2 separate regions of the Homo sapiens genome follow, and region 2 is linked to region 1. Evidence: chromatin contacts called from ENCODE Hi-C or POLR2A ChIA-PET data. All regions are on one chromosome and are shown on one strand. Each heading gives the region's core, a stretch centred on a gene start or an enhancer-like site at or near the end of the contact. The rest is flanking DNA. Distances are from core to core; before and after follow the strand shown. Region 1 overlaps ZFHX3 (zinc finger homeobox 3). Region 2 overlaps ZFHX3 (zinc finger homeobox 3).

Evidence for each region. A loop is a pair of places that touch in the nucleus more often than their neighbours do. ChIA-PET counts read pairs that join two places held with the same protein, here RNA polymerase II (POLR2A). Pooled maps may share reads with other maps.
Region 2: a pooled map shows a loop between it and region 1 (2.5-fold over the local background). The contact joins two enhancer-like sites. A Hi-C loop is called at or near these places in 1 of 168 maps with a recorded cell type or tissue (endothelial cell of hepatic sinusoid) and 3 of 50 pooled maps. POLR2A ChIA-PET finds 5 or more read pairs at or near these places in 2 of 52 experiments (Panc1 and activated T-cell).

Annotation. Positions count from the first base shown.
Region 1 is chr16:72,785,891-72,790,500 of GRCh38, forward strand. ZFHX3 (zinc finger homeobox 3) reads right to left here. Exons shown (of 10, transcript NM_006885.4): 10 at 1-2,958. The coding sequence ends at 1,274. All of the region lies in intron 3 of ZFHX3-AS1 (ZFHX3 antisense RNA 1), which reads left to right. Among named protein-coding and RNA genes, the nearest start is that of ZFHX3-AS1, 120 kb to the left of the region's middle. RefSeq lists an enhancer at 2,628-3,243. Within about 2 kb of position 1,726, at least 22 of the 41 ENCODE cell types and tissues checked have a DNase peak (open chromatin) inside an H3K27ac peak, as active enhancers do.
Region 2 is chr16:72,874,419-72,878,712 of GRCh38, forward strand. All of the region lies in intron 4 of ZFHX3 (zinc finger homeobox 3), which reads right to left. LOC124903715 (a long non-coding RNA gene) reads left to right here. Exons shown (of 2, transcript XR_007065111.1): 2 at 482-2,222. Among named protein-coding and RNA genes, the nearest start is that of ZFHX3, 170 kb to the right of the region's middle. RefSeq lists enhancers at 2,626-3,825, 3,840-4,294. Within about 2 kb of position 1,998, at least 20 of the 41 ENCODE cell types and tissues checked have a DNase peak (open chromatin) inside an H3K27ac peak, as active enhancers do.

The sequences.
Region 1 (4,610 bases), core at 476-2,975:
TATATGCCTTTAAAAAGTTTCAACTCCCCAACCAAAAATAATCTGTGAGGATCCTAATGACCCCTAGAATCCCTTGAAATTCTTTCTTTAGTTTTATAAAATAATTCTGCAGCTCCCTCTAAGAAATGAAGGCAGCTACCTTAAGTGGGAGATTATAGGACGGGAGGTGGGAGAAGGAAAGAGAAAGTGGAATTAAGGGACAAGAAAGAGAAAGTGGAATTAAGGGACAAGGGGAGAAAAGCTTAGGCGAATCAACGGATTGCAATCTATCATCTGCTAGGAATGAACAAGACAACATCAAATGAGGAGCTGTCAGCTGGACCATACAAAAAGCTAAATGTACACAAAAGGTTTTTTTTTTTTTTTCCTTTTAAATCTACCATACTGCTTCAGTTCATTTCCAATGCAACAATCTACTCAACACCAAAAATGGTCATATCTATCATAAATACAGAAAGTCAGTTTTTAAAACTTATTTTTTTTAAGCTACAAGTCCTCAACACTCTTTGTGTGTGTGGGTTATTATTTTTTTTTTTTTTTGAAAGTGGGAGTGCTTAACTTTTCCCCTTGAAATTGGCTTCAGCAGAAAAGCTATCCTTAAAAATCCCCAGAAAGCTAAAGCAGTTCACATTGTTTTTCTTGAATACTTTCTGCCCATTTTTAAGTTAACAAAACAAAAAATCTTTTCTGGAACAAAAAAAAAAAAAAAAACTGAAAAAACAATAATATATAAAACAATGATTCTGAAAACAAAGTGTGAGCGATTGACCTGAGAATAAAAAGACATTACATTTCTTTTTTTCTTTTAGCAAGCCATTGGTATCTGAATGCTAAGATAGCAAGAAATTTAAAACTGTAACAAGGTGGACTGCTTTCCCATACAGTGCATGCCGGGCTCCTCTGTGCTATCAGCGTGGGGCGTTTATTGAAAAGGGGCAAATATACAAGGGGTTTAAGCTCCAAAGACATTAGGGAGGCCCTGCGGACTTCTGTTTCCCAGACCAATAGTACCTTCAAAAGGACACAATGTAACAGGGTTAGGGCTTTTTTTTTTTTTTTAATATTAAAAGAAAAGAAAAAGACAAGAATGTAAAATCACCGGCATAGATAGGTATATGGGAAAACAACCCACGCTTTTTCTTTTTTTTCTTTTTTTTTTTTTTTTTGTTTTTTGGTTAGAAGCTTTGGAATTGCAGTTAGTCTATTTTTGAAATTGGTTTGTTATTAATTTTTGTATTTAAATTCATTTGTTTGTATTGTTCATCTTCAAAGCTTACAATCTGAAGGTGTCCGTTCCTACACTGGTCAGACCACTGTCCTTGGGGCAGCTGGGGTCTTTGGGACCCTCCACCGGGCTCGCCGGTCCGTCGGACTTTTGGCTGAGATCCGTGTCAGACTCCTCCGAATAGTCGTCTGTTGGCATCGAGGGCTGAACCCCTGAGGTGCTGCATGAACTTGAGGTAACCGTTGAAGATGAGGAGAGAGGAGGAAAAGAAGGGGGCTTCGCTGCCGAAGCCCGGGAGACCACTTGCGGCCAAGACTTCCTGGAGGCGTGGGGGGAAGCGGAGGAGGGGGCGGCGGCCGACGGGGGAGGGGGGCTGTCGTTTGAGTGAGCGGCAGACTGCGAGGTAGATGCGGTGCTAGGATCGGGGAAGCAGGCAGAGTGAGGTAATAAACTAGGGTGCTCTTTGGCGTTTCTTGCTGCTCTCGTGATTGTTCTGTGTTTGTGCAAGGCCGACTCGAGATGTTGACTCAGAGCTTCCTCCCCACAGAGCGCGCTCTCGCACGCCAGGCAGTGGTACGAGCCGCCGCCGCCGCCGCCGCCGCCACCGCCGCCGCCGCCGCCACTGCCACCGCCGCCGCCGCCGGTGGGGACGTGAAGCACCATCTCTTGCAGGTTCACCACAGACTGGCCGAAGAAGCAGAGGGACTTCAGGTGGCTCCTCGCTGCCTCCTCGTCGCTGAAGCCCGCCTGGCACTTGCGGCAGACCAACTTGTACTGCACCTTTGGAACAATGAAGGGGTCGTAGAGGGAGTCCGCACTTTTGCTTTCTGCTTCTGGCTCTTCAGGGAGTTTCGGCAGGAGGGGGGACACCTCACGGGGGGTGTTTTTCTGTTCTTCTGGTTTGGGGGATTCTTTGGCAGGGTCTTTGTCTGGGGAAGGAGCCCCGGGGGGGACTGGGGTTTGGCTTGCTTTGGGCTGCTGCTGCTGCACTTTTTGCTGCTGCTGCTGCTGTAGTTGCCGCTGCTGCTGCTGCTGAATTGCCTCCTGCAGACTCTGCTGGTATTGCTGGTACTGCTGCAGTAGGGAGCCTGGGGACAGCCCCATCAGGGCCTGCGACAGTGCAGGGCTGTAGGGGAACAGGCCTTCCATGCCATACATAGGCTGCAGGTACCCGCTCTGCAGGGCGCCAGGGATCTGGGGAGCATAATAAGGAGAAAAGCCTGGTACAAAGTAAGGAAGGAACTGGCTTGTGAGCAATGCTGTGGGGTCCGAAGTCAACGCGGCCTGCAGGGCCTGCAGCTGTGCAGGGTCTACCGCATACTCCATGGTGGGCAGCGGGGCTGAGATCGTGGCTGCAGTTGCCGTGGGGGCCTCTCCTTTCTCCTTCTTGGGGACAGGCAGGGGTTCCCCTTTCCCTTTGTGTGCCTTTTCCTTCTCCTTTACTTTCTCACTGTCTTTGTCCTTGCGTTGCTGCTGCTGTTGCAGTGGGAGCTGTGGTGTGGGTGGCGGCTGGGCTGCTGGCGGCGGGGGAGGCTGCTGCACCTGTGGTTGCTGCTGCTGCTGCTGCTGCTGGGGGGGTTGCTGAGGGCCCATCGCCATCGTGGCTTGTGCTGGGGTTGGGGAGCTCAGCGACGCTGAGGACGGTTTATTTGGTAATCCAGAAGTGGGGAGGCCAGGGGAAGGAACAGTTGTGCTGGGCAGACCCATCAAGTTCGGCTTAGGAGACGTTAAAGCTGAAAGGAATGGAGACAGAAATCACCGGTCAGTCTGGGCAGGGGTAGGGCTGAAGCTCAAGACGTTTTACCGGTGTCACTGGCACACAGTTTGAGATGTCAAGGCTTGAAGGATCCTCTCAAAACGAACATTTCCAACAGAAGTATCCCACCAGGCTCAGGGCTGGACAACCTTGTATTCTAATGAGGACTCAGTCCTAGGTCAGCTCCCATACTTCCCCTTTCAGCCAAACAACTTCCAGAAGTATCCCACCAGGCTCAGAGCTGGACAACCTTGTATTCTAATGAGGACTCAGTCCTAGGTCAGCTCCCATACTTCCCCTTTCAGCCAAACAACTTCCAGAAGTATCCCACCAGGCTCAGGGCTGGACAACCTTGTATTCTAATGAAGATTCAGTCCTGGCTAGCTCCCATACTTCCCCTTCCAGCCAAACAACTTCCAACACCTTCCTGCCCAATGTGCCACACCCGCTAGTTCACATTTTCTTTGCCAAGTACTCCCAGCTACCATTCACTCTGCCCAACTGCAATTAGTCTAGAGGCCCCAAAGCTAGCTGTTTCTAGCTGGGGCCCATTTGCACCAAAGGCCTTCATCACAAAAATAGTATGGCCACGAGGTCCCCAGAGAAGTTATCTGGAGGAGAGCGGCAACAGGAGAAGAGAGAACGAAGGCAAGAAAGCTAGCACGGCCACATGAACAAAAACAAAACAGGCTCTACAGGTGTTCCTCCTCTCTGACCTCTGTTGCTGCAGCTGACTGGATGCTTTCGGAGGGTAGAGAGAAGATGATGAATAGGAAAGTGTGGAGGAAGGGCCTGGGAAGAAATAAGAACAATCCATTCAGGGAAAATTGCTTCCATGCCTTGGCCCAGCTGACCTGCTTCAACAAGTCTACTCAACAGTATAACCGCCTAGGAATAGGAATCTGGAATCTGCGGGAGAAACGACCATCTTCTTTTCCTGCCCCTGTTTGAATGATACACAGGAGGGCCAGTGGGACTGTAGATGGTTGAGAAACAACCGCAGGAAAAGCAGAAAAGCCATGTCAGAAGTGGAATAGCCCAAGATACTGACACCAATTCCCAAGACATCACAACCTACCCGAAGCACCACTGCCTATGGATAGCAAAGGTCTGACCATATCACCAGGCCCTCATGGGCTAGAATCCCATCCTTGATCATACCCCTAATCTACCACCACTCCCTGCAACGCCTTCACCAACCCGAGAGCCTAATACCCTCCCTGACCCATAGCTATCTCCTGGTTTGAGTCACCAGGTCCAAGGTAATGCAAGAGGGTGTTGCTACGGATGGTACTCCAAGCTTCAGGTGTGTTGAGACTAGCAAGATAGTAGGTAAGGACAGCATGGGGGTGGGGTGCAGTGTGTGCTGGACGATGAAAAGCTGAGAAAACAAAGAGGAGGATCCCACAGGCAACAGCTCTCAGAACACCTCTATATTCACCATATCCAAGAAACTTGATGGTATATACATCTCTTCAGAGGACACCAAAATGCAAAATCAAAATCTTACTTCATCTGGACCTCACCTGCTGGAAAGCTGGGGAAGGAGTTCCATAACATGACACTGAGGAAAAAAAAGCAAGAAAAAGCACTCTGAAGCCCAGACTTGGGGGAAGACTGCAGATTTCT
Region 2 (4,294 bases), core at 748-3,247, 89 kb after region 1:
GATGCGATCTCCTGACCTCGTGATCTGCCCGCCTCGGCCTCCCAAAGTGCTGAGATTGTAGGCGTGAGCCACCGCGCCTGGCCTGGAGGAGCCATCTTTAGACCATGAGGAGGCAACAAGCGCTTGGTGAGAATGGCTACATGGAAACATAGAAGGAAAGTGGATGTCTGCTGACTCAGTGGAACCTTCACTTCTGCACCTGACTGCCCTCCTCCCAAGGCTGCTTATATAAGGAAAAATGAAACCTCTTTTTTTTTTTGAGACAGGGTCTCGCTGTGTTGCCCAGGGTAGACTCAAACTTCTGGGCTCCCAGTATCCTCCTGCCACGGCCTCCCAAAGTGCTGGCATTGCCGGCGTAAGCCACCACACCATGCCCTCCTAACTCATTAAAGCCACTTTGGAGTGTTTCTGTGATCTATAGCTGAGTGGTGTGAAACAAAAGAATAACCTTTTTTTCCCCCACCTTCTGCTGTCTTCATAGCCTGTGATACAGCTTCAAAAACAAGGACCAAGACCTACACACCACAACTGCTGGGGTCATCCAGTCCAACCTGGGACAGAAGTCCTGGACAGGAGAGGTGTCAGGTCTCTCTTCCTCTGAAAGGGGGCTGCCTAACCTGTTGATGCTGTGCTCCCATCAAGAAGCTCACAGAGAATGATATGGGCCAGTGTTTGTTCCGTTTTAGTGCTCATACAACTCTAGCTGAGATTAACCAAGAAAACTGCCCCTTACTGGCTCAGGGAACTCCCATAGAGAATTCCCATAGGGAACTCCCATAGGGAATTCCAAACTTACAGGCCAGTAAGGTGGCCTGGCCGCTCTTCCACCTGGAACACAGCTCACTGAATACGGCAGATACCTGCAGACTGGGGGCAGAAACTGGGCTCTGGATCCCTTTCCCAGCGGGGAGACCTGGCTTGGTTGTGAGCCCAGCCCTGCAGGGAGGCTGCAGATCCAACACAGCTCCTCTTGGAAGCCCTCTGTGCCAGGAGGCACAGCCCAGATGCCCCGGGAATCCCTGAGGGAAATTTCATAAAACATGTGACTATCTACACAGCCTGCTAGAGGCCAGATCATTGCTCACACGGCTAAGTTGAAGCCTCAGTGCAGTTTCTACTTCATTCAGGGAACTGGAGTTGCAGCTTTCACTAGAAGAGCTGCTTCTCCTTGATGAACAAACCATTCCGCCCATAAAAATGCTGTGGAAAGTACTGTAAACGCTAATGCAGCCAAAAACTTAAAGACTGGTATAGGGTTAACTGAACTGCCACGTTAAGTCAGGTGTAACGAGATGACAATGCTTTAATCCTGCTGCTTAAAGCGATGTCTAAAATGTGCAAGTCAAATTTCAAGCCTTTGTAAGAACATAATGGTAAAGATAATTTCATCATTATCAGGTGATGCAACAACCTGCCCGGTCCCAGGGCTGGAATTCCAAACAGTCACGCCTTTGCAGAGTTTTACAGCCCTGGAAGAGAGGGGAGGCCACAGTGAACACCTGTGATGATAACTCCAGCCCATGCCCCGGTGATTTTTGACAATTGAATTAATGTTGAAATGAGCTTATTTTTCTGTCCTAAAGGGAAAACGAGCCTAAAATCCTGTTAATCTAGCATCCTGGTTACTCAGTTTCACCATAATTTATAGGATAGTTTTTCTATCCAAAAACTAAGGCTATTTTTATCCCAACTTCGCCGCTTCATAAAACACACGTGCATGCATGCAACTTCAGAGGTTTTGGCCTAAAGCAAGTTTTCAAAATAACCGGGTTCAAATATTTCATTGAGATGGTAGGGGTGGAAGAATCTTATAGAAGCAAATTTTACTGTTCTCTGTAAATTCAGACTTCTTCAGCCACAGATGGCTCAGGGATCCAGTCTCGCTTGAGAAACATGATGGAATAAGCCCACAGTCAGAGCTTCTTCTCATTCAGTTTCATGAAAGCTCTGAGCTCCCACAAGTGTCTGCTGGAACTGGACAGGAAGCTTGCAAGATGCTGGCTACGATTCAGCGCAGTCACCGCCTTCCCCAGTCGGCCCACCATCCCCAGCCATCCAACCACTTCCTCCCCACGAGGCATCGCCCGTTGGAAAGTTTTATTAACCAAATGCTTGAGGGTTTCTGTATATTTATATTACCTCCTCTTCTCTCCTGTTCTACCCAGGCATGTTGAAAAAAAAAAAAGTTATGATATACTTTAATAAAAACAAAATTAAAATGATTAAACCTTTCATATCCTTTAGAGATAATCTCTCTTCTCCTGGCTGGTCCAATCTGGAAGAAAACAAATGTGAACCATAGCTTGCTGCTGCTTTTCAATTTTTTTCCCCCCTAAAGAAACAAACAGAAAAAGCCGCCTGTGGCCAGATTTTTAAAATAAATTAAATTTGTCCTCACACACGGCAGCCAGGTGTGGTTGAAACATTCTTTCCAGATATCTATGATATATGCCAACATCCTTCCCTCTGGGGGTCTTTCAACGTGAGCCTGACAATCCCAAGGGGAACAGAGACTTGGCGGGGGAGAAAGGGGGGTGATTCCAAAATAGTTATTGAAAAAGAATCACTATTTCCCAATTAGCCCTGTAATAATGCCTTACAGGAATGACTGGATGCCCTGCCCCTGCACGCCATCTACCAAAACCAAAAAATAGTCTACATTCCTGATTAAAGCAAAGCTCAGAGAAAACAGCCCGGTATGGCACAAATCTCCCCGGTCTTATGTGTTCTGAGGAAGTCTTCAGATCCGCCCAGGGTCTGGGCACAGGTCCGCAGGGAATCAAATGGCTGCAGAATTCGATCAGGCCTGTCTGTCCAAGGCCAGCTAGATATGGAAATCAGAAGTAGGTCATCAGCCCTCAAGAATCGGATAATGACCTCTGGACTCGCAGCGCTGGGGCCACCAAGAGAACAAAGGTGTTAAGGCACTGTGTAGGTTTTTCTGTTGTTGTTGTTGGTGTTGTTGTTACAATATCTAATAGTGAGATCAAATTCTTATTGTGGAAATAAACATCACGGTCTTCTGTATGAAGATGGTCTGCGGAAAGTGACCACGCATCAGAGTGTCCAGCGTAGGAGGAGAATCTCAGTTTGCCTTAGTCATCATAGCACACACCCTGAGCACAGTAAGTTTCTCATTCTTCGTGTCTGGTGTTTATGTTGTAGTAGAGACGACTCGTCCTCAAGTTAAAAGGACAAAAGTCTTTCCTGTGTTTCATACTTGGGCGGTGAGTCACTAGGAAAGGATTTGGTTTTTAGAAAAAAAACTTCTGATCCCTGGGCTAAAACAGAGAGCCCCAAAGAGCTATGTTGATCCCAGACAAGCACGTGCGTGGATTCTTCAAAGTTCAGGTCAACTCAGGCCCCTCCTCCTTGCAGTCAGCCCTGTACTCAAGGTTGCTGGAGACATGGCGCCTCTATTTCCTGCCCAAAGAAGCCCCCTTAACTGGGGGCCACGGGTTGAGTGGTGAAGGAGGCAACTCACACCTGAATTATAGTGGGCTTGTAAACCTGAACAGGGCAAGTCACAACTTTGGGAGGCTGAGGCAGGAGGATCACTTGAGGCCAGGAGTTCAAGAACAGCCCTGACAACATAGTGAGACCCTGTCTACAAATGAAAAAACTAGCCAGGTGTGGTGGTGCATGCCTGTGCTACTTGGAAGACTGAGGCAGGAGGATCACTTGAGCCCAGGAGATGGAGGCTACAGTGAGCCATGATTGTGCCACTGCACTCCAGCCTGTGTAAAGACCCTGTCTCTACAAAAAAAGAAAACAAAAACAAAAACAAAAAAACAAAAAAAACTCACCTACCAAAAGTCCAGCTGACATCTACTACAAAATTCCCATTATTGCCATAAAAACATGTGGGCTGGGTTCAAGGCTGCATAGCAGATGGCCAGGCTACATCCTCATCACACACGCACTTCACTGGTGCCAGTGCCGGTGACAGGCTAGAAGCCACTCCAGTGAGGACCCCTGCCAGGGCCAATCAGATCAGGGCTGCCCTCCCCATGCTGTGGGGCTTCTCAATGCTTCTGAAATGGACTCACACAAGGAAGTCACAAAGGGCTTTGGACATTAGGAAAACCATGCAAACTGTTTCCACTTCTCAGAGCAACCCGAGGCACGCGCTCTGGAGTGTGCAGAGTCACAGATAACTGCTGCTGCTTTGCTCACCGCAGTCTTAGGATTTCTTCATTTCTATCCTGGAGAGAATCCAGCAATGGATCACACTGTTATCTAGACACAAAGAATCCCACCCCTGGGGCAAAGTGCTACTTGTCCCGTGGATGAG